Linked DNA regions of Homo sapiens: region 1 is linked to region 2. A link is an interaction called in ENCODE POLR2A ChIA-PET data of the cell type or tissue named here. Cell type or tissue: endothelial cell of umbilical vein. All regions are shown on one strand. Links, peaks and the distances in the headings refer to the core of each region. The heading gives the core; the rest is flanking DNA.

Evidence for each region. ChIA-PET counts read pairs that join two places held together with the same protein. Peaks named below come from ENCODE experiments on the same cell type or tissue, not always from the same donor. Only the 100,000 strongest peaks of a DNase experiment are listed, where the experiment ranks them.
Region 1: POLR2A ChIA-PET joins it to region 2 with 14 read pairs; 2 of 35 experiments call an interaction of 5 or more read pairs at or near these places.

What each region holds. Positions count from the first base shown.
Region 1 is chr7:135,916,937-135,929,089 of GRCh38, forward strand. It overlaps MTPN (myotrophin), which reads right to left. Exons shown (of 4, transcript NM_145808.4): 4 at 9,824-12,153. Among named protein-coding and RNA genes, the nearest start is that of MTPN, 54 kb to the right of the region's middle. In endothelial cell of umbilical vein, for the core only: no CTCF peak of the experiment used is centred there; a DNase peak (open chromatin) is centred at 6,925; H3K27ac peaks cover 2,374 bases.
Region 2 is chr7:135,750,840-135,762,992 of GRCh38, forward strand. It overlaps LOC105375522 (a long non-coding RNA gene), which reads left to right and starts at 7,684. Exons shown (of 3, transcript XR_001745032.2): 1 at 7,684-7,770; 2 at 9,246-9,327. RefSeq lists enhancers at 2,060-2,975, 2,976-3,891. In endothelial cell of umbilical vein, for the core only: no CTCF peak of the experiment used is centred there; DNase peaks (open chromatin) are centred at 7,312 and 7,812; H3K4me3 peaks cover 411 bases; H3K27ac peaks cover 1,298 bases.

The DNA of each region.
Region 1 (12,153 bases), core at 3,688-11,687, 170 kb after region 2:
AGTTGGGATGCAGGAGGATGATTTCAGGCTGGCCTAACATTCTTGTCTCCAGGATATTCTTGTTCATGCCTTCACACTCCTTAAACCCTCATTTGTTGGGATTGGAAATGGGGTGCTTTTAGATCTCCTAAAACTTAGCACAACTGCTTTCTTGAAATAGATTGCTCATCTGTAAATATCTTGAAATAATTTCATACCTTTTCTTTTTGTGCTCCAAAATCGATGTGATGTCAGGGCTCTCAGCGCTTTCTTCTTGCCTGATTATCTTTAAACATGCTTGAGTCCTTTAGTAAGTGATATGGTTTGGCTGGGTCCCCACCCAAATCTTATGTTGAATTATAGCTCCCATAATTCCCATGTGTCATGAGAGGGACCCGGTGGGAGATAACTGAATCATGGGGGCAGGTTTTTCCCGTGCTGTTCTTCTGATAGTGAATAGGTCTCACGAGATCTGATGGTTTTAAAAAGGGGCATTCTCCTGCATATGCCCTATTGCCTGCCACCATGTAAGACATCCCTTTGCTCTTCCTTCATCTTCCACCACGATTGTGAGGCCTCCCCAGCCAAGTGAAACTGTGAGTTCATTAAACCTCTTTCCTTTATAAATTACCCAGTCTTGGGTATGTCTTTATTAGCAGCATGAGAACGGACTAATACAGTAAGTCTAGTTGAAATCGGGCTCACTGATGCTGCTCATCAAACTCTTGATTATTCTGTGGAGGTCTGGGTGGTCTTACTTATACCTTATTAGACCCATTAAGCATCCTCAGGAGAGGGAAGCAGGGGATAATGAGAATCTTTATATTTCATTTCCATTGGATGGTGATATGGTTTGTCTTTGCGTCCCCACCCAAATCTCATCTCAAATTGTAATCCCCATGTGTTGAGGGAGGGACCAGGTGGGAAGCGATTGCATCATGTGGGCAGTTTCCCCCATGCTGTTTTTGTGATAAGGAGTAAGTTCTCACACGACCTGATGTTTTATGAGGGTTTGGCAGTTCCTCTTTCTCTCTCCTGCCGCCTTGTGAAGGTCTTTGCTTCCCCTTCGCTTTCCACTGTGATTGTAAGTTTCCCGAGGCCTCCCCAGCCATGTGGAACTATGAGTCAATTAAACCTCTTTCCTTTATAAGTTATCCAGTCTTGGGTAGTATCGTTATAGCAGTGTGAGAACAGACTAATACAGAGAGATATAGGTATAGTTACTGGTGTTAGAATTATCTCTGGGCCTCTGGGCCTCTGGGAAACACTTTACAACTTGGCCAACTGTGAGCACAAGAAACATGGACAAGTTCTTTCAGGATGCAAGTTCGTCTGTGTGCTAAGGACTGATGTCTCTCAATGTGTGCAGGGGAGAACATAACACAGTGTGGAGGAAGGAAGTGCTCCTCCTCGGTGGCCGGCCCAAGCACACCTCCTGCGGCCCAGCATCCTGTATTTGGAATCTGCTTCCACACCATCTCCTTTGACATAATGAGCCCACAGCCTTATGAAAGCATACATGTGCTTTCTCGTTCACAAGCAGACAACTTCAGAGGGAAAGAGTGGGAGCAAAATACAGATGTGATTTTTGGCAAAAAGGTTGTCAAGTTCATTCACTACGTGGCAAAACTCTAAACAAAATCCTTCCCTAAAAATGTGTCAGGAAACACGAGGCAATCCTTAACCCAAATAAAGAACTGTGGCAAGAGAAAAATAATAATAAACAAAGATACTTTCTCTTTGTTTAATCCTTTGTAACTTAGCAGGCATATTAAGCAATGTATTTGACTCTCGTAATAAAAATCAAGACTATTTCAGGAAAATGGAAATAAATTTCATCAAATGAGAATGTTCTGGGCCACAGGTATGTGATTTTTAAAAAAACTTCCTAATTTTTAACGAGTGAAACTTCACTTCCTTTTGAAGTTATGCCTTTTCAACTTTCTGAAATAAAGGAGTTTAAACTTTTAAAGGGTAACCTACCTGGGTCATACAACCAAAACATTCTGCATTTGGTTTGGTTATCCTCAGAGAGGAATTCCTTGTTCTCCTCAGCACCATCAAAAACCACAGCAATACTTTTTCCCCTGGCTGTGGTCAAGGGGTGGCAGCTGTCCAGGTTTTAACTAGGGTTTTTATTGATTATTACCATTATGGAAAGAATTGCTAACAATGACATGAAACGAGATTTAAACTCATAGCTATAGAACAAGATGAACTACAGGATTTATGCAATGGTACATTCAAAAAGAAAAGGAAGGAGTGAGAAAAAAATGAAAACCAATCCCTATTACCCCTGTGCTTAGGGAGACGAGGAGATATTGGAAAACACAGCTGCTTGGTGTGATAAAGCCTGGGGACCACGTTCCTGTTCCATAAGATTGCCAAACGCAGGTGCAGCTCTCTTCCTGGATCTGAAGTATTAGTAGGTCGCTGCAGAGACCTGGGAGAGCTGGGCTTCTGTCTCCTATGTGGTCCCATGAGGGCAGTCCAGTTAGAGAGCTCTGGAGTAGAACCCATCAGGGTGGGGACCCGCTGCTGGCCCCTGATGAGTGAGTGCACCACAGCACAGAGAGATGGCTGGGGACCTCACTTCTCAGGCCACCCTGCAGGAGATGCACTAGCAAGGGCAGGCCATTCCCGGAAGGCTTGCTTAACCTTTCCTCTGGTCCCAGTGCTGCTGCTGTCTGCCACCTTCCCTTCTGTCACTCAGCCTGCGTCAATGTTGCAACCCCATAAATTGAAATAGGGAAAAGATCTAACCACGTGGAGCTTAGCTCTCTGAGGCTACAACATTGCATTCAAATGTAAACACTGTGAGAGGCACACACCTGAGTAAGACGTAGGCACTTACACTCCAAGAGCAGGTGGCTCCTCTCTGCCATCCCATCTAGTTTGTCTGTTTCCTTCCAGCATACATCATGACTTGTAATTATTTTATTTACAAATAGATATTTTTTCCCCTCTCCTACTAGGAAATAAGCCCTACGTGGCAGGAGTCATGTCAGAAATGCTGTATTTATTGCAACATCTATAGTGCCCACACGGGGCCTGGCACACATTTAGACACTCCGTGGATATTTCTCTTTCTCTCTCTCTTTTTTTTTTTCGAGACAGAATCTCAGTCTGTTACCCAGGCTGGAGTGCCGTGGTGCAGTCTTGGCTCACTGCAACCTCTGCCTCTCAGGCTCAAGCGATCCTCCCCGCTTGGCCTCCCATGTAGCTGAGACCAAAGGTGCACACCACCATGCCCGGCTAATTTTTTTTATCTTTTATTTTGTAGAGACTGGGCTTCACCATGTTGCCCAGGGTGGTCTTGAACTCCCGGGCTCAAATGATCCACCTGCCTTGGCCTCCCAAAGTGCTGAGATTGCAGGTGTGAGCCACTGCACCCAGCCTTGAATATTTGTTGAATGAATGAGCTTACAATGTAGAGGCTGACTATCCTCACCATCTACCTCCATTAAATGCATTACAAGCTGAAATGGCCCAAGTTCGTTTTGTAGCTGTATTTTTTTGTAGCTGTTTGTTTTGTAGCTGTATATAGTAGAAATTTTGGTTCTCTTTATTATTTATGTTCCACAAATCATGCGTCTCCTTTCCCTGCCCTTAAACTTCTCTCTTCCTTCTCAGTCCTGTACCTGGGGGCAATTGTTAGCTTCTGGGGTGACCATGGGCTAGTGTGGACCTCAAGGGAGCTGCTTTGAAATGACTGCATGGGTCTGGGTTGAGAGAGGAAGTGCTGATATGAAGTGAAAGCATGAAGTGTTAGGGACCCCGTGCTGCTGTACTGTTCGGGACGCCACCTGCATACTCACACCTTGCTGGCCATGGACAAGGCTCACTTGCCTTCTCCTCCTCCAGCAGGAAGGCCAACAGGCTTGTCCTGTGGTTAGCCTGGGACTCTTGGCGAGGATGTCAGCACCGTGGCTTGGCTTTGTTCCACGATGTCCTGCTCCCTCTTTGCACCCCACAACTGCTATTTAAGCCAAAACCTTTTCTCATTATTATAATAATTTGCCTTAAAGTCACTGGCTTGTCAGTTACTTGGCTCATACCAGCTATATTAGTCCATTTTCATACTGCTGATAAAGACATACCTGAGACTGGGTAATTTATAAAGATTAAGAGATTTAATGGAATCACAGTTCCATGTGGCTGAGAAAGCCTTACATCATGGTGAAAGGTGAAAGGCACGTCTTACATGGTGGCAGGCAAGAGAGAATGAGAGTCAAGTGAAAAGGGAAACCCCTTATAAAATCATCAGATCTCATGAGACTTATTCACTACCATGAGAACAATATGGAAACCGCCCCCATGATTCAATTATCTCCCACTGGGTCCCTCCCATAACACATGGGAATTATGGGAGCTACAATTCAAGATGAGATTTGGGTGGGGACACAGCCAAGTCATATCACCAGCAAATCCCTACCAGCCTTTGAATCATCCAGCAGGCAGAAAGAAAAATCTACAAGGATGTGAGAGACTCTATTCTGTCTGGGTAGATAGGGATAAAAAGGATTCCACAGAGAGAAACACGAGAGTTGGTTATTTACAGGACCTAACCATTCCTAGATGGAAGGCAAAGGTTTTTGTTATTTAATCTATTTTTCTTTCCTTCAAGAGTTTAAAGAAAAGGAAATCCTGGGTCCTTAATGGTATTTGCTTGTTATCTCATGGGTATCATTTTTTGGGTCATTTTTAATATTTAGACATATTTTCCTGTCTGTAGGTGATGCTCCTAATTTCTCATCAGACATCCATCAGCTAGGGCACTGTGTCAAGTGTTGCATAAAAAAACTGTGCCTAAATCTGGTGGCTTAAAGTCACCTCTTTGTATTTGTTCATGGTCTGCAGTTTGGACTGAGCTCAGCTGCTGGTTCTCCTTCTGGTCACTCATGCTGCTGCAGTTATCTGGGGATTGACTGAGGCTAGATGGTTCAGGACGGCCCCACTTACATGTCCGGTGGTTAGCTGGGGCTGTTGGCTGGGACACCTCAGTTCTTCATGTGGCCTCTTCTGCAGTGTGACTCCAGACTTCGTTCCATGCTAAGATCCAGGAAGGCAAGCTCTAATGAGGAAGCACTTGTCAAGCTTCTCCCGGCTTCATGTTTGGTGGGCCAAGCAAGTCACACAGCCAAGATCAAGAGTGAATATACAAAGGGATTATGTAAGGACACAGATACCCATAGGCATGATTCACTGGGGACCATTATTGTAACAGTCTACTTCAGGCATAAAGAGTGGTGTGTTATTAATGGGTTTGGCCTTTCATTTGCTTCAACTAACTCATTACATTCTTTCATGATTTTGCTAACCCCTCTGTAACGAGGTGCTGGCCAATCCTTGGGAGTATTTCTCAACCTATGCCTTCTAAACATCTATATCTTGGGGTTGGCAAACTTTTTCTGTGAAGGGCCAGATAATAAATATTGTGGGCTTCATGAACTACATCTGTTGCAGCTGCTCACCTTTGCTGTTGAAGTGTTGGAAGCAGTCATAGGTAATATGTAAGTGAATGAGCATGGCTGCGTTCCAATAAAACTTTATTTACAAAAACAGGCAATGGGCCAGATTCGGCCTGGGGACCATGGTTTGTCAATTCTTGATTATATCACAATTTTCTAGACTGTCAAAAAAATTGTTTATTACACTAAAGTATTGTTACTTCTCAAACTTGAAAATTAAATGTTGTCTTTGTAGAACCTGATTTCATCCAGATCAATGCGTAAGATTTGTAATTGTTTAAAATCATAAGTCCATATAATATTTTCCAAGCATCTTTTAAAGAGTCTTAGAAAAAGCTGTATTCATAGAATAAAATGTAATTAGTTGATTCAGTGAGAGTTGGAGAGGCAATATAAGTGTAGAAAGCACAAACTTTATATCCAGACTGCCTGGCTTTACCACTAACTAGTTGTGTGACCATAAGCAAGTCACTTAACCTCTCATTTTAGTTTGATCATCTAAAAATAGGGATGGCAATATTCCCACCTCATAGGATTATTAGGAAGATCAAATGAGTCAGTTCACATAAAATATTTAGAATGGTCCCCAGATAATAGTAAATGTTCAGTTAAAATGGTGAAACTAACATCAAAATGTCATAAAACCCTAACTCCCTTAAGTGATAATTTTAAATAAGAATGTTATATTACAGAGTTTCTAGGTTCATAGTGTTGTGGTCTAATCTCATGAACTATTAACTGAAAAATTACCATAAATTAGTTTTGATCTGAAGACTTTCAAGCCTAATGAAATTTGACTAGCAAATCACAGAGTAGCAGTGACGTAATTAGATTTGGTAGCTTGCCACGGGGGATGTGTATAAACATACAGAACATTATTAGATACTAGGAAGAGGATATAGGTATACAAGACACTTCCAGATTTGTAAGTAAAACCTTAGAAAAATGGGCGTGGTGGCTCACGCCTGTAATCCCAGCACTTTTGGAGGCCGAGGCGGGCGGATCACCTGAGGTCAGGAGTTCGAGACCAGCCTGGCCAACATGGCAAAACCCCGTCTCTACTAAAAATACAAAAATTAGCCAGGTGTGATGGTGGGTGCCTGTAATCCCAGCTACTCAGGAGGCTGAGGCAGGGAGAATCGCATGAACCCGGGAGGCGGAGGTTGCAGTGAGCCAAGATTGCACCACTGCACTCCAGCCTGGGTAACAAAGCAAGACTCTGTCTCAAAAAAAAAAAAAAAAAAAAAAGAAGAAAAATATAGCTTATTTAAAAAAAGTCTATCTAGTAGTATTCTCAAAACCAACATCTGGTGGCTAGGAATTGTCTATGTATTATTTTCCTTTGTGTGACAAGATGCTGTTGCTACGAGTGTTGCCAGACACGTGATCCACTGTTCTATCAAAACAGTGGAAATAAGACCATCCTTGCTGCTTCAGCTGCTGAATCATAGAAGTTGCTGGAGTGGCCAGACAATGCTTTGTTTTGCTTTGTCATGTATAGCTGTGCCTGAGTATGTGTCATGATGTCTCACAGTGACCTGCATTTGACCCACGCTCAGCATTTCCTCAGTGAATTGTTGTGACTCTGTGATATTTGTCTTCACATCATTGATTTCAGTTTGCAATCAATATCAGTAGTACTTATGAGGCTCCATGGTCAATATTTGGGTACATGGACACAGGTAGCCTCATGGCTCTTCTAATAGTCTTTTCTAGGGCAGGATTTACTGAATCAAAGCTGTTTTCACATTTTACTGTATAATGGTTTTACGTCATCATTCAGAACAAACACAGTGAAATGTCTATTGAGGGCCAGGTGCTATTAAAGCTGTTGTTAAATTCTCTCTTCTCAATCAGCAATCATATTTTAAGGAAGTAAAAGCCTTGGAGAAAAATATCCCATGGCTGATGTGTGATGATCTGGCTGGTATCTGGGTAAGATCGTTGACCTGACACAGGACCTAGTTAGTTGGATAGGATGAGTGGCCACCCATAAAGAAAAACGGAGGGCAAAAGCCACTCCACTGTGCAGAGAAATTGGGACACTCCACTCCAGGGAACCTGGCCACCCCAAGGCTGCTGTTTCCAAGCCAGCAGCACACCCACTGCAGTGGGGAATCCATCTTCACAGCACACTGTGACAGCAAACGGGGCATTGGGCTGAGAAAGCAGCCTTTGACTTCCTCCCAGAGTGGCTCTGCCTGCCAGTCCTGCACCCCACAATGACCTGCATATAAAAAGCATGAGACTGCAGTTCATGTCATAGGTCCCAAGAATTCTTTACATGTCTCTCCCAGCCCTCCACTTTTTTTTTTTTCTGAGACAGTTTCATTCTGTTGCCCAGGCTGGAGTGCAGTGGTGCGATCTCGGCTCACTGCAACCTCTGCCTCCTGGGTTCAAGCGATTCTTGTGCCTCACCCTCCCAAGGAGCTGCGTGCGCCATCACACCCAACTAATTTTTGTATTATTGGTAGAGATGGGGTTTTCCCATGTTGGCCAGGCTGGTCTCAAACTCCTGACCTGAAGTGATCTGCCCACCTTGGCCTCCCATAGTGCTGGGATTACAGGCGTGAGCCACTGTGCCTGGCTTCCACCTTCCACTTTACTTTGGAATTCAAGGAAAGGTAAGGTAAGGGTAAGGCTTGAGTCTCAGGAATCCAGCTTTGGGGACATAAGGCGGAAAAACCTCCTAAGAATAACTAAGGGTCATTTTCACCAGTATTACACCTTTGGAACCATTGTTACATTTCACCCTGACTTCTTTTGGCCAGAATATACCTTTGAAACTCATTTTTAAAGATTTTCCTGGACATCTGGAGCTTCAAAACTTGGCCAGTTTTGCTACATTTCACATGTTAAAGGCTTCCATTTACTTTCTCTTTAGGAAGTCATGCCTGATGGCATCTATTTATAGGCTATTTGACTGTTTCTTGCTCTTATGGTCTTATTCAATGGTCCTCAAACTTCAGCACGCATCAGAATCACCTAGAGGGCTTGTTACAACATAGACTGTTGGGTCCAGCCCGAGTTTGATTCAGTAGGTCTTGGCTAGCGTCCAAAAGCTTGCATTTTTATCAAGCTTCCAGGTTATGGCAATGCTGTTGGTGTAGAGACCACATTTTGAGAATCACTGATGCTACAGAAAGAGAAAAAAAAAAATCTTATGGTGGTCTGGTATACTGTGCTGCATGAAAAGTCCTATGACAGCTATTCTCTAATGGCAAACTAATTTCCCTCTAAGCTCCTTCTTTCCACCAGGTGTGTGCCTTCCATCCACATATGCTGGTCTGTTCTTCAATCATTATATAAGGGGACTCTATTCCCTTTAAAATGTATTTAACCAGATTTAAACTTTCTTTACAGACCCCAATTCTTTTTTTCAGAGTGGGTCTCGCTTTGTCGCCTAGACTGGAGTGCAGTGGCACAAACACAGCTCACTCACTGTAGCCTCAAACCTCTCAGTCTCAAGCAATCCTCCCACCTCAGCCTCCCAAGTAGCTGGGTCTACAGGCACTTGCCACCATACCCAGCTAATTGTTTTTTAATTTTTTGTAGAGACTCAGTCTCCCTCTGTTGCCCAGGTTGGTCTCGAACTCCTGGGCTCAAGTGATCTTCCTTGCCTCAGCCTCCCAAAGTGCTGGGATTACAGGCGTGAGCCACTGCGCCGGTCCTAGATTCCAATTCTTAAAATGAGAACTTAAAAAAATTTCTGTAATCACTTCCACCTAAAGCCGTACATGGTCCCCATTTATACTTCAGTCAACAATGTGAAAGTTCTAAAATACAGCTTTTGCTGTAACTTAGTATCTGCACATATATATTTTTTTTCTATCACTAAAAGTAAACTGCAATAGTCTTCTGGTGCTAACAAGATTACAACACAATCAAACTGATTTTGTATTTAATTTTGTTCAGTTTTAAGGTTCAAAGTGATCACTCATCCTGAAAATTACACTCTAAAAAAGTGCTCGTAGTTGAGTTTGGGAAATGCAGATCTCCAAGAAATGTGGAGCAACTTAGATGAGCAATGAAAGGATCAGAGGTTTAACCACGACTCCATTTTCTTCAAGCCCCCTGAAGATCCTGACGATCTGGGATGTGCTGGCTACACCCTGCTCCCCGTCAACCAGGAGCGTTACTGAAGTTACAGTAAAACAATGTCAGGAGACTGACACAAAAGCAAATCCTTTCAAAGACTGGTAAGGTTTATTTCAATTAAATCTTTATGTTTTATTTTCCCTCCACTCATTTTTTTCTAGAAGTGGGATAAGATTAACTAAATGTTTGAGTCAATCAAGCTTCTGGTATAGTTGTAGAGATGACTACAAAAGGAAGGTGATAATAACTGAGAAAAATGCTGCTGACACATTAGCTGTAGCACAATTCAAGTTTATTCCATTTGTTCTTGCAACACAAAACTTAAAACACAGTATTATTTAGCATTCGGATGTACATGAACTAGGATACTTATGAGAAACCCAACTGCGTCAAAAGTATGACATTGTGGAAAAAATGAACTCAAATATATCAAAATGCACAAAGCACTAGTCTTCCTCCATTACCGCTTAGAAAGATATGATTGTTTCTCCATTTACAAAATAGAATCAGGACAATTTAAATTTTTTATATTTTGCATGCAAAACACTGCAATTGCTTATTTATGTAGGAGGGCACTCTCACCAGCTTCTTCTATACACAATTGAGTATACAATATTGCATGGAAGAAAACAGCAGCTCAACTGAAATATTAGAAAAAAAAATCAAACAGATACATACAGATTTAAAATCCAGTACTTGGGAAAAGATATCAATGAATAAAAGGCCTACTTGTTTGCAGCTTCCACACACTGCACCTACCTACTACCTCTCTTCCATGCTTAACTGGGTTTAGAAAGGTGAGCTATGCGTAGAAGAACTACTTGGGATATTCAAGTGCTGTATTTGAACGATAAGCCTATAGATAACAGTCTGAAGCTGCAAGGGAGACTTTGTTAGTACACTACTATAAACAGGTAAACTACCTGTTTGTACTTGATATAGTGCATATGAAATGACTGATTTAATACAAAACTACAGAACATGCAAAATTTTTTCTGAGATGTTAAGTATTACTTCAGTGGAGAACAAAACTTACTTAACCTTTCGCTAATGCATGTAGTACCAGAAAGCAAACATGGTTTTAGCTTCCTTTACTCAAAATATGAACATTAAGTGTTGTGAATTTGTCTGCCAAGTGGTTCAGAAATACATTATAAATAACCTAGTTAAAAAAAGAAACTGTGAACCATCTTGGTCAGTCTATTCTATTCTATGTTTATATGTTATTTTCTCAAGCAATCGCTTCATAATTATAGGGTTTACAAAAAGGTCGAGAAAGAAAAGCGAAGGCGAAATAGCCTCTACTGCATTACAAGCAACATCAGGATAAACTGTACAAAGAATCACATGGTTTCCATACCATGAATGTAGAAAGCAGACCAGGTTTAGGAATGATAGGACAATGCACTCTCTGCAATAGCCAACTACAACAAAACACTTTGAAAGTAAAGGTGAAAATTATATAAAGGGAAAAATTCAAGCCTTTAAATAGCATTATGTCAAGAGGTGAAAACAAAGGTATCAAAACACCCTGTTGCACTACGTTGATAGTTATAGACTGATAGAGTGCCCTCCATTTTCAATGAGGATGTCTCCATATTTTAGTTCAGTGATGTAATAAAGTACTGATTACTGATTTTTAACCCAACTCTTAATAGGCTGCATTAAGACAGCAAAATTAGCCAAATACAACAAAGTATTTAAACCACTACTTTGTGATTGTTTTCTTGGATGTAGGAAAATTACAGGGTTAGGCTAGTTGTAAGTGAAAAAGCCACAGGATTAAAAAAAGGACTCATGGGGAAAAATACACACACACACCCACACACACCTATACACCCACACACCCACATGCCAACCAACCAACCAACCAGCAACTGATCAGTAAAACTTGTTATTAACCAGGGTGACTGTTCTTGATAATAGATTAACCCTGCTGTAGAATGCTATGTTGCCTTTAAAAACCAATTCAATTATTATCCACAATCTGAGTATCAGTCCCTAACCCACCCTCCCCTAAAAATTTGAGGTACATTCAATTATTGCATGACTTGGTCTTAATATTTTTAGCAAGCTTATATGGATGGCAAGTCAAAGGAATCTTAATATTTTAAATGTAAGATATAAAATTTAAGCTTATATATTTTAATTAGCTGTACTGCTCATGAAATAAATATTTGGAAATATGTGTAAATATTTTCTGCAGGTCATAAGAACACCATTTTAGGGCACTGTATTCCAAGAACAGAGAATACATTTTGAAGTTGTCACACTTTATGTAATGCATGATTTATAAAAGCAACAAAAATATATTATGCAGGTGGGTTGGCATATGTTCAGCAGAAGCCTATCAACAACTCTGGGAAACCTGGTTACAAGTGTATTTTTGAAGGGATGGGGCTAAATTTGTCCAAACAGTAAATCTCACCCCAGTGATAGCTTTGGTGCAGTAAGTAATCAGCCTCCAAGATGGGTCTGAGAGAGGCATTTCAAAGAATGTTCCTTAATTCTCAACACATAACCAAGGTCAATCCATTCAAACAGCAAATAAAGAAAATCCATAGGTACTAAGATAACTGTTCTCTCTTCATATGATACTAACAGG
Region 2 (12,153 bases), core at 2,673-10,672:
TGCAGAGCTAGAAGGTGAGAGGGCAGGCTCTGGGGCAAGATGCCTGTCTTTGTATCCCAGCTGTGCCACTGACTAGCTGTGTGATATTGGTGGAGTTCCCTCATCTCTCTTGGGCTTGATTTTCTTCATCTATAGAATGGGGACAATAATAATTTCCTCTCATAGGGTTGTTTCAAGGAATCAATGCATTTTTTTTTAAGATAAAACATTTTGCTTTATTTTTCATTTGCCACATGCATATCTTGACTGTTTACACAGTTATCATTCAATGTAGATACACAATTAATTGCTAAGAGAGAAATTAAATGCATTGCTGATGAATTTATTTTATTTACTTCATTCCAATAAGAAAAGCCACCATTCTTGAGGGGCTCACGGTTCTTTTCCATTTTCCTAACCCTTGAGTATACAGGGAGTAATCATACCTACACTGTCTCTGTTTCAAAAGGTGGTCGTAGATCTCAGCCAGGTAAAAATTTGAGATTTGACAATATTCCAAGTGTAAAGGGTTTTGATTTGGAAATAGGTTCTGTATTAAAAATGGCATAAATGATTATTTTTCTTCTTTATGCTGCAGCACTTTAACTTGTAATTTCTTTTTTTTTTAATTATTATACTTTAAGTTTTAGGGTACACGTTCACAATGTGCAGGTTAGTTACATATGTATACATGTGCCATGCTGGTGCGCTGCACCCACTAACTCGTATCAATGCATTAATACGTATAAATGTTGAGAATAATATCCGGTACATAGTAAGCATTGAATATATGTGAGCTCTATACACATGAAGAAACAGGCTCAGAGAAATCTATGTGATTTCAGAGCCCGCATGCAAAACCACTCCCCTCGCTTGCCTTAAAGCCTTATATTTTAGGAACTCCTTATTGGAGTGCTGGTAAACCAGTTCTAGAGGGGTGGGGAGAAACTTTCATTTGTAGTGCCTGCCAATTCCCCTGGTGAAAATACTCATGGCTGATTTCAAGCTACTGATACTTTAACAAGTGGCTTGCAAAGTTTCTGAAATATTAACAATCGGCTCTCAGGAAGTCCGTAAGAGCTGGCTCCAACACACAATGGCCTCTACTCATCAGATTAGTCTTACTGGCTCTAACTATCTTTGCTTCTGGTGTAATGTTTTCTTTTTGTACTTTGTAAATCTGCAAGGATTGCCCAAAGGACCTAGCACGGGGTAGCAAGCACCCTGCAGTTGCCCATTGAATACTTGTTGATTGATGCTGAAGCCAAGAAGACTCAGGCCTCCCTGCTGTCCTGCCGACACTCTTGTGAGTGAGGACGATGGACGTGGCTTGCCAGGCCATGGGGAATCCAGGACCAGAAATCACCATTTTGGCCTCCAGTCCCAGACTTTTCGAATCTGTAGGCTCAAATCTCCAAATTGTCACCTGCTAATTACTAAACTGGGGTGAGGATTAGCTTTTGGACTTGGGCTGGGAATGAATGTGTTTGTAACTAATTTCATTTCCTAAGATGATGAGTCAGGCCTTCTCTCTCACCACTACACCTTGGCACCAGGAGGCGAACATCTACAGCTTCTCAAGGGGCCTGATTGAAGTCTCGGGAAGGCCTGGCCTAGTATACAGTACTGATTTTTTTCTCTCCCCATGTTTTCCTTGTTCCCGCTACGATCCTGAGTGCACTGGTTGAGACTGGTAAGGAAATGAATAACACTGCCTTTTGTAGCAGAGCACAGTAAAATCATGACAGTGGAGCTTCTGAGAGCTATTGATTATGTAAGGAATACTTTAGGGGGAGGTGTTCTACTGAAGGCAATAGTTGTCCAATACATCTTCACTCTGAACTCCCACTACGCCTACCTGTATTTCTGTTTTTTTTGAGACAGAGTCTCACTCTGTCATCCAGGCTGGAGTGCAGTGGTGCGATCTCTGCTCACTGCAAGCTCTGCCTCCTGGGTTCACGCCATTCTCCTGCCTCAGCCTCCTAAGTAGCTGGGACTACAGGCACCCGCCACCCCGCCTGGCTAATTTTTTTTGGTATTTTTTAGTAGAGACGGGGTTTCACCTTGTTAGCCAGGATGGTCTCGATCTCCTGACCTCGTGATCCACCCGCCCCAGCCTCCCAAAGTGCTGGGATTACAGGCATGAGCCACCATGCCCGGCCCGCCTACCTGTATTTCTTAGTCAATTTTCCAGCTTAGTTACATCTACCATTTACTGAGTTCTGACTACACATCTCATTTTATGTCATTCAGTTTTCCCAGGAGTTCTATTCGGTAGATACTAAAATAGGGTCCATTTAACATATGGCAACCTGAAGCTTAGAAAGGATAAGTAACGAGGGTCACACAACTACTGTATGGTAGACACTTCCATATGCTGCCTAGCAGGGGCTGAGATGAAAATGAGAAAACCAGGCCGGGCACAGTGACTCACACCTGTAATCCCAGCAATTTGGGAGGCCAGGGCGGGAGTTCAAGACTCCTGAGGTCGGGAGTTCAAGACCAGCCTGGCCAACATGGTGCAACCCCGTCTCTACCAAAAATACAAAAAATTAGCCAGGCATGGTGGCGGGCACCTGTAACCCCAGCTACTTGAGAGGCTGAGGCAGGGGAATCGCGTGAACCCGGGGGCGCAGATTGTAGTGAGCCAAGATCGCGTCAGCGCACTCCAGCCTGGGCAACAAGAGCAAAACTCCATCTCAAAAACAAACAAACAAACAAAAAACCACCACCACAACAAAGAACAAACAAACAAAAAAAACAAGAAAACCAATAAAGTGGCTGTGGCTTCTAGACATGGGAAGTGCAATGCATTGGAGGGAATTCTGGTCTGGGCCCTTCTCATGGTAATGCGGGGGAAGATTCTGCTCTCTCTGAGGCAGAATCACAAAAGTGGCTCAGTCAATACCCTTTTGTTTGTCCTTCACTCATTCATTCATGCATTCATTCATCTAGGTTTTGAAAATCTCCTCTGTCCCAGCAGCAGGTATACACCACATCAAATAAGACAGATCCCCTGCTGTCAAGAATCTTCATAACAATGGCGGCAATAGACTCCGCTGCAGATATCCAGAGCACATGATGTTACATTTAACGCTGGAGGATTCTCATGTAGAAAGTGAGAGGGAGAGAGGTGTCGGGGAAGGCTTCTTGGAGGGGTTGAAATCTGAATTAAGTGTTTAGAGATGCATTGGATTTAACTAGGTTGTGGGAGAAGGAATGGTGAGGGAGCGGACAACCTGAAAAACAGCATGAGGGGAGAGACAACTTGATGTAGGTGCAGAACCTCATGCCATTTAGCCTTACTGGAAGATCAAGTAGGAGCAGGAAGCAGTGGGAGGCTGTCTGGTGGGACAGGAAGGCCTGGTGGAGAGTCATGGGCTACAATGTGCACTGCACTCTACTGGTCACTGGGAGTCCTGGAGGGTCCCAGCAGGTGGGTGGGGTGCTTGGCTTTATGGTTGGCTGTGCCGTGGAGGGTGGATTTGACAGGGTTGGAGACCAGTCAAGAAGCTGCCAAGCTCTAGGGACAGATAATAAAGACCTGAATCAGGGCAGGAGCCAGTGGTAAGGAGAGGAGGCACGGATTTAAGAAAGATTGAGGACATAAAATCAGAAATGTGCAGATGTCTGAGAGCAGGAGATGGGGTAGGAGAGAGGGAGCAGACAAGAAGGTCTGGCCAGGGGCGGTGGCTCATGCCTACAATCCTAGCACTTTGGGAGGCCAAGGCGGGAGGATTGCTTGAGCCCAGGAGTTTGAGACCAGCTTGGGCAACATGGTGAGACCTCTTCTCTACAAAACATAAAAAAATTTAGCAGGGTGTGGTGGCATAGGCCTGTGGTTCCAGCAACTTGGAAGGCTGAATGGGGAGGATCACTTAAGCCTGGGAGATCAAGGCTGCAGTGAGCTCTGTTCCCACCACTGCATTCAAGCCTGAGAGACAGAGTGAGACTGTCTCAAAAAATAAATAAATAAATTTTAGGGGTATCCCCAGCCTAGTTGGAGAGCTCAGGAGCAGGGCCTTATGGTTTCTGTGGAGAAAGCTTGAGAGCGAGGCGAGTGCTGGGCATTGCTACGACTTGGTTTCTACAGAGGTTTGCTTCCTCTTTGCCCTCGGATATAAGCTGCTGTTCTCTCCCTACCTGCCTGGGGAATGGCTCTTGCTCTGTAATTGGAGGGATCTCTTCTGCATTGGGTTCTCTGCTGTGGCCTGCAGCTGTGGGGATGGCAGATGGCAGAAATTCTTTTTGGAGAGAAGAGTCACTTGTGGATTGGGGTATTCCCATCATTGGAGGGACATACGGACACAGTGACAGAACTCTTCTGGGTTTTCTCCCTTAGCTAACAAGACACCTAAGATCCCCTCTTTGGTTGACTTCATTCATGGGTAAATGAATGTTTCCAAACTAGAAACAAGATTGACTTGGAGTTCTGTCTCCATCATGCTCCTATTCATTCATTTACAGTCTTGCGGCACTGTTCTGTTTCCCTCATGAGGAGAGGGAAAGGAGTCCTGGGTTTTTAAGCGTTAGGACGTTTGTGTCCAGCTTCAAGCCCTCCCCTCTGGCTCAGTCCCCAGGTTCTGAGTCCTGTGAAGCCTCCCTTTTTGTCTGTGCAGCCAGCACCTTTGGCTGGATTCTATTTTAAGGCTGTAAGTGAGGTAATTGGGTATGACAACACAAACACAGCTGTAATTATGAAGTGCCAGCCTCCAAAGCAGAGAAGTCATCTGGCCCTCAAGGGTTGCCAGCATACGACTCGGTGATACGTGCGCGCCTCTGCCAGGCCGGGCCAGAACATCCACCTGCAACGTGGAGTCCACTGTGTATAGCATGTTCTGCGCCAGATCAAATAATCATTGGGGCAATTCAGTTCCTGTGTCTACGTGAGGCTTGAATATTGAGTTGTTGTTGCCAGCCCCGCTAGCCAGAGCAGTGATTCAGGAAAGTAAATGCTGGACCACCAATGGATGGGCCAATTGAACAAAGTGGGCCAGGTCTTTTCTCTGATGGAAACACCAACTGCCCTGGTGGAGCCTCTTAAGCCGTGTTTAGGTGTCCCTAAAGCATCTGCAATGCAATCAGTTCAGCTTCTGGGCTTTGCACAGACCGAATGCCTGCGTAATCTCCACTCCAGATGCAAGTGCTTTGTCTAGGGGAGGACAGGGAGATAAAAATTGCAGTTTTATTTGACTTGTCCCAAAGCCTTGGATCTTTGTATTTTCAGTTTAAAAATAACCGAGTTACACCCTTTGCTTATAGGTGCTTCTTTGTTTTTTTTGGCGGGGAGGGGTTTGAGGGAGGTTGCTAAAACAGGGACATGGTGTGAGTAGAAATTTAGATGGAACACATTCTAGATGGTCCCACCTACCTCTCAGGCTTTTAAATTTTACTAATGATGCTACCAATTTCTTCCTCAAAATTATCCCCGTTCTCTTCAGACAACAAACATCCACTGGTGTCTACCATGCACAAACCACAGTAGGGCAAACGTAGGTGGTGGCAGTGCCCTCAGAGATTACAGTTTTTTCCTTCGTTAGCAAAAGGAACTGCCAATCAGTTTCCGTAGAGGCCAAACTAGAAGGGCGTGCCAGGGCAGATGTTGTGACTTCCTTATTTGCTAAAGAAGGCAGGCAACAGACCTGGAGAAAAGATGCAAAATGATTTCTTTGAGAAGCCTCTTTGGGTATGAAAAGCTCTGGGGAGAAGGTGGTGTAATGTACACAGGGACTCCCAGAGCATTCTGGGAAGGGAGGGCAGGGCATTCACTTCATCAGTCAGGATCTACAAGCTTCCACCATTTTAACAAATGACCCCGAAGTTCCAAGGGCTTACAACAAGAATCAGTAGAGGTTTATTTTTCATGCATGCAATGTATTCATCCTGGGTTGGCTATGGCTTTCCTCCATGTTGTCCTCATTCTGGGACCTGGGCTAATGCAGCAGCTTCTATATGAAGCACTGCTTGGTCATCATGGCAGAGGGAAAAAGGGTCAAGTAAACCATGCTCTGGCTCTCATAATTTCTGCTCAGAAGTGACACACATTCCACATTTCCATCCCCCCTGCCCCCAACCCATTTTAATGGCTAAAGTAAGTCACAGGGCAGTTTCTGAGTCCAGCAGGGCAGGGATGTATACTTCTGCCACAGCATGGAAAGCTGGCATCATTGGTGAACAGGAATACAATCTACTATAGGCATTTACACCCTCCCCTGTGATTCAGAACTAGGGAGATCTGTTGTGAATGGGCATCTGATTGGCTCCAACTGTGGCCAGTGGCAGAGACAGGCAACTGGATCCCCAGAATGAAGTTACTAGGAGGTTTGAGGTGGTTAGACTGATGGATACTTAGACAGGGAGAGCTGATAAATCCACCTGACTGAGGCAGGAGAGAAGGGAGAAATGGTTCTGGATCTGTGAGGTACTTGCTGAACCCCATCCCGATCCAGGTCTCTTGGGGTCTGCTCACCCAGGGAAGTAGCTGAAAGAGTCCTTGTGGGAAGGGGCTTAGATCTTTAGCGTAGTTTTCTTGACTGAGCATAGCCCTGGAGGGTCACTACTGTGGCTTCCAGGGAGTATGTTGTCTATCTTGACTACATACCCAGCTACCAGCCTGCTGCTGTTGTTGGCAGAGCTGGATAGGGATGAATAAGTTTTGATCCCTCTCTGACTTCTCATTTCCTTTGCATTTTTTCCTCCCATTTCCTATCTATCTTACCTACTGGTAAGAATGCAGGTACTTTTGGATATATAAAAGCAAAGGAGTTGGAATTTTGTAAAATACAGAATTAAATAAAAATATAGGATTTCCGGCTGCTACCAGCTTTTGAAGGCTCAAACCTTGCATCTGGGACCTGCTTGAAGTATGCTGTTTACGCTGCAAACTATAAAGAGGGACATCTCTGTTACATAAACATGGATAAGTCACAGTTCCTCAAAAAATTAAGACCTCGAGGGCTAGAAGTATAATTTGGAAAAAACCTCAAAATCATAGCAATATTTGCTCAGATGTTAAGTATGAGAGACAAACAAACCCTCTGTACTAATTGACTGAGATGTTGGGGATGTTTGTTGCAGCACCTAGCCTGCCCTGACTAATACACTGTGTCTGTGTGTGGTGGGAGTTGGGTCAGAGAGGTGGAGTTGGTGGGGCAACAGAAAGGAGTGATTCCAGAAGGAATTTTCCAGAATGGAACGTTCCCTGAGGTAAGCATCTTGGCTGCTGTCTGGCTGGATTACATAGAAGGAGAGGACTTCGTGCAGCCTGTAGTGAGGGAGTGGTTGGTGTCTTGGCAAGTTAATCCCACCTTCTTGCCTGAACTCTTGCCAAATGGGATTCGATGAATGGATGTGAACATATGCTGTGATTTGCAATAAGAGGCTGGCGGGCTTGTGCCCAGAGCCAGTGGGTGCCTGGACTGGGGACTCAGGAGAAATAGTCAGGGAGGAGTTGGAAACTCCTGTTCCTGCTCCCGGCAGGCTTCGGGAAGACGGGCTAGTTATGCAGAGAATTTCCTGCCTTTGCAGTTCTTCTTGCCAATAACCACAGCTTAGCAAATTCACCTCCTGGCCACTTTTGGTGAATTTTTAAAAAATATCTCAGAAACTCTTTTTAGGTTTGCCTTTAAAATTTAAATCCAGTCTAGGACTGGGTCATTTCCGAATCAGATTTTGGGTAAATAACTGACAACTGGCTTATTTTCATCCACGACGAAAATGGAAGAAACTCCTTTTCTTTTCCTCTTAATTTAGAAATGCCGGGGAAAGAATTTGTTCTTGAAAGAACAAGAGGTGGGTGGAGGGCGGGGAGAGGTTAGAAAAAAATACCCTGGTTTTCAGATGACGCCTCCAGAGCCCTGGCTGGCCGGGGCTGATTGGGGTGGGTGAGGCTGTCAGGAGCTGATTCTACACAGTGTTGTCATTTTAAGAAAAGGGCGAGACCAGCTTAGGGAAAGGAAGGGAAAGGAGTCAAGCATAATGACAGACAAGCACCACCCCTGCCTGTTGTGAGGATGAGAGATTGGCAGCTCAGGGACTACCACTGCTCATTAGGATCCCAGGGAGGAATTTCATTCCCTACCTTGGTAAAGCCAAGTGGGTGGGGTGAGGGAGGTTCGGGTCTTGATGTGAAGGATCTGGAGAAAATAATGGTGCATTAGGCCAGCTGGAGAGCAGATAAGGTCTTCCTGGGCTATATGTGGGGTAAGGTGAGGAACCAATAGTACCTAAAGGTGGGATACAGGAATCTGAATGGCTTGAGTATAAAGGCTGTTTAGTTGTAACAGCTACATCTGTGTGTCCTCTCCCCATTCCCCCATCCCCTTTTCTTTTTTCTGTGAACTCATAAAGAGCCTTGGAGATCGGCAGACAGGAGACCAAGTAGGAAAAGGGATAGAAGAGGAGGGGAGAGGAGAAGAGAGATCAGGGCTGAGCCAAGAGGGATGAGAGAAGACAGAGAGGGGATGGGATGGAATCTGTGTGCCTCACCGCCCTGTCCATAGTATTTTTGGTTGCAGTCTTAGGTGTGATGAGGGTAGGACTTCAGTGTTTGGATGGTATACACCATTGGCTGAAAAGTGAAATAACAGGCACTAGAACTTAGAGAAATCATGCTTAGATTTATTCTGAGCCACACTTGAAGACGGAAGCCCAGGAACACAGACTCAGTATAGACTAAGAATGTGTCTCTAAGTGGGTTACAGGAGGCACAGTATAGATACATTTCCTAATGAGGGATAGGCGTGGCACAGAAGGTGGGAGAAAGGAGGAGGGAAGCAGTAGTTGAATTTTTGTGATTCTGATTGGTGCTCGGTGACACTGTCCATAAGATAAGGTAAATATATGGTGGAGCGGGTAGGAGAAAGGTTAGGTGCCTTAGGGTCTGGTGGAGGGCAACTCTTTGCATCCTGTCTTTGTTCTACAGCTGATAAACAGGTTTATAACCAGTACCTGTCAGTGAAGTATGTAACAAACTCCAGTTACACAGGCAAGAAGTCAGCTTTAGTTTACAGGCCTAGGTTTTATTACCTACATGTCTGACTACAGCCATCGTGGGCCATTGTGCAAATTTTCTTTTGAATTTTCCTTTTTTTAGACATCATACAAGATGTTAGGTGCCACAATAATGGTGACTCCAACCTTTGGCTTTGGGAGTTCAGTCCTTGTGGCTGAATGAATATTTGTTGAACAAATCTTAAGGCAAAGTTTTTTTTTAAATAAATATATCATTAAAATGATTGTTTCCAATCTTTTATTTTCATGTCCAGGAAGAGTATAAAAGACCCTTTGTCTGGGTTAAATAGAAGACTGACGGTGTGATGGAGTGTGTACTGCAGTTCGGCTCACCAGGTATGGTATAGACTCATTAGAGTTAGCATTAGACGAAATGAAAATCTGAATACAATGGGTGGTAGGAATTCACTGCAGGATCTGAAAATTCTGAGAAATGCTTTGGAGGCCTGGTAAATAGTCCATTGTGGGCTTCATTCTTTCCCACCTATCTCAAGAAAGAAACCACCGTTGCTTTCCATGGAAGAAAAAAGGATTGAAATGAAGTAGTTATATTTATTTACATTCCACCATTTCTTCTGGTCACTCCCAAGTTGCTTCCAGTGCGCAGAACAGGAGAGCATCTTTCATTTGGAAATAGGTGCCATCTTGTGAAGAGATATGAGTATGTTTTTTGTGCTTGAATAAGTTCTCTAGTCTTTGTCGGTGAATTTATAGAGGCAGGGGTTGTTTCTACATGGAAACAACCACTCTCTGTATTACAGTTCAGAGAAAATTTTAGAATTCATGCAAGCAGGTGCTTAACAGCAGCTCTTAGAGAAGACATTGAATTAGAGGATTTCATGTCTGAAAAGATCTTTGAGGTAATTTAATAAATACTTCTTTCTATCTCAACTTCTGGGAGCTTTGGAGAATGACTTTTATTAGAGTTTGTTTGAAGGGGAATTAAAATAGGCACATGTTTTGAGACAAATTAACAAAAAATTATCCCTATCCAATTCATATCTTTAGGATAAATATATTACAATAACCAAAAACTGAAAATAATCAAAATATCCATCAACAGAACAATGGATAAACAGAATGTGATATATTTATACAGTGAAATACTACACAGCAATCAAAAAGGACAAATTACTGACACAATGTGGATGAACCCCAAATACATTATATTGAAGAAAACAATATGAGGTTGATAATAAGAAGTTCAAGAACAGGCAAAACTAATTTATGGTGACAGAAGTAGAAAAAAACCTGGTTATTTCTTGAAGTGGCTATCAACTGAAATAGGGTTCGAGGACACTTTCTAGAACAATGGGAACGTTTTATATCTTCATCTGGGAACATGATTCTTGGGTATATACATATATAAAAGTCATTAAGCGGTGTACTTAAGATTTGCACATTTTACTTAATGTAAATCATACCAACCCTGCCGCCTCCAGAAAAACCCCCAACATCCCAAGCAATGAAAACATACAGAGTGGGAAATATTTGTCTGATTTGGAACTTTTATTGTTGATAAGTTCAGTGAAGCACATTTGATAGAAGTTCCCCTTGACTAGCAGTTTAAATAACTTGGGCATATTACTTAATGTCTCTGGGTTGTTTTTCTTTCTTTCTTTCTTTCTTTCTTTCTTTCTTTCTTTCTTTCTTTCTTTCTTTCTTTCTTTCTTTCTCTCTCTCTCTCTCTCTCTCTCTCTCTCTTTCTTTCTTTCTTTCTTTCTTTCTTTCTTTCTTTCTCTCTTTCTTTCACAGCAGTTCATTTGTTCATCACACACAGGATCTGCTACCTAAGGTGGCACTGGTGTAGCAGGGGAGAGGACACGAAGATACTCCAGTTGCCATCCTTGATGCATTTCTGCCAAGACAGAGAGCCCAATAACACCAAACTCAGTGTCACTGCCAAGACCAGCCCTGCCCTCATCTCCAGCCCTGCCCTAGTCTCCCTTTTTCTGCCTTTCTGGTTACAGCAGCACCACAGCAGCATTGAAGAGGCCTCTGTTCAGGCCCAGGCAGGAGCGCGTCTTGTGGGGACCTGGCTTCCCCTGGTCTCTGTAGCTGCTCTTGTCCTCCAGCCGGCTGGCTCAGAAAAGCTCTTTCTGTTTGGTGACTAAGCCTGAAGCCACGGCGGGGGAGAGAGAGAGAGTGTGAGAATTTGAGGGCACCAGATCCCTACCCAGTCCCCAGAGCCTAAAATATGTGGCCAAGAATTGAAGTTTTTTGTCCTCAGGGAGAAAAATGACGAAGGTCCTCCCTGAGGCAGCCCCACAGACAGATAAAGAGACACTACTCCTCCCCGGCCCAGCCCACCAGCCTACACCACAGGGACAGCACAGTGTCTCCCCACCCTGTCCTTGCCACAGGCCCCCCAAAGGGAGAAAAGTGGCATTTGTGGTTTGGACCTAGTCACAGGAACAGCATCCGGGTAATTTTCCATCTCTTCATTGACTCAAAGGCTTCCTCCGGACACAGGGAGGCAGAGCAGTTAAGTAGTTCCTGTTTGCTGATGAGAAAACTCCAAAGATGGAAGTGTCCTAACTCAGGGTCCTCGGGCAGAGGTCATGCTTGCCCTTCCTGAGTGAGACTCCAGATCAACACAGGAAACTAGTTTATCTCCTTGACCTGGAGTGGAGTAAACAGTCTTTGGCCAAGGCATTCTCCTCTCGGAAGCAGGGTTCAGTGAAAGCATAAATATTGGCCCAAGAAGACCATAGCTTCTTAGGCTAGAATGGATTTAGAGATCAGAGACTCTACATCTATTTTATAGATGAGGAAACTTAAGCCAAGTGAGGCGAAGTAACTTGCTTAGGAGCAAAAGCCAATCAATGACACAACTATGAAAAGAACAAAAGTGATCAAGTCGGCTCAAATTCCAGAGATGACCAGACAGAGCTGACTACATCATATTTTATCCCACTAGATGAGGGTTCTCAACCTCAGCACTGTTGACTTTTGGGGCTAGATAATTCCTTGTTGTGGGACCGTCCTATGCACTGTGGGATGTTTAACAGCATCCCTCGCTTCTACCCACTAGAAGCCAGTAGCATCCCTCACCCCAGCTGTGTCAATCAAAAATGTCTGCAGACACTGCTAAACGTCCCAGGGTGGGGGTGGGGGGCACAAAATTGGCCCTGGTTGAGAGTTGCTGTGACAGAGAGCCCA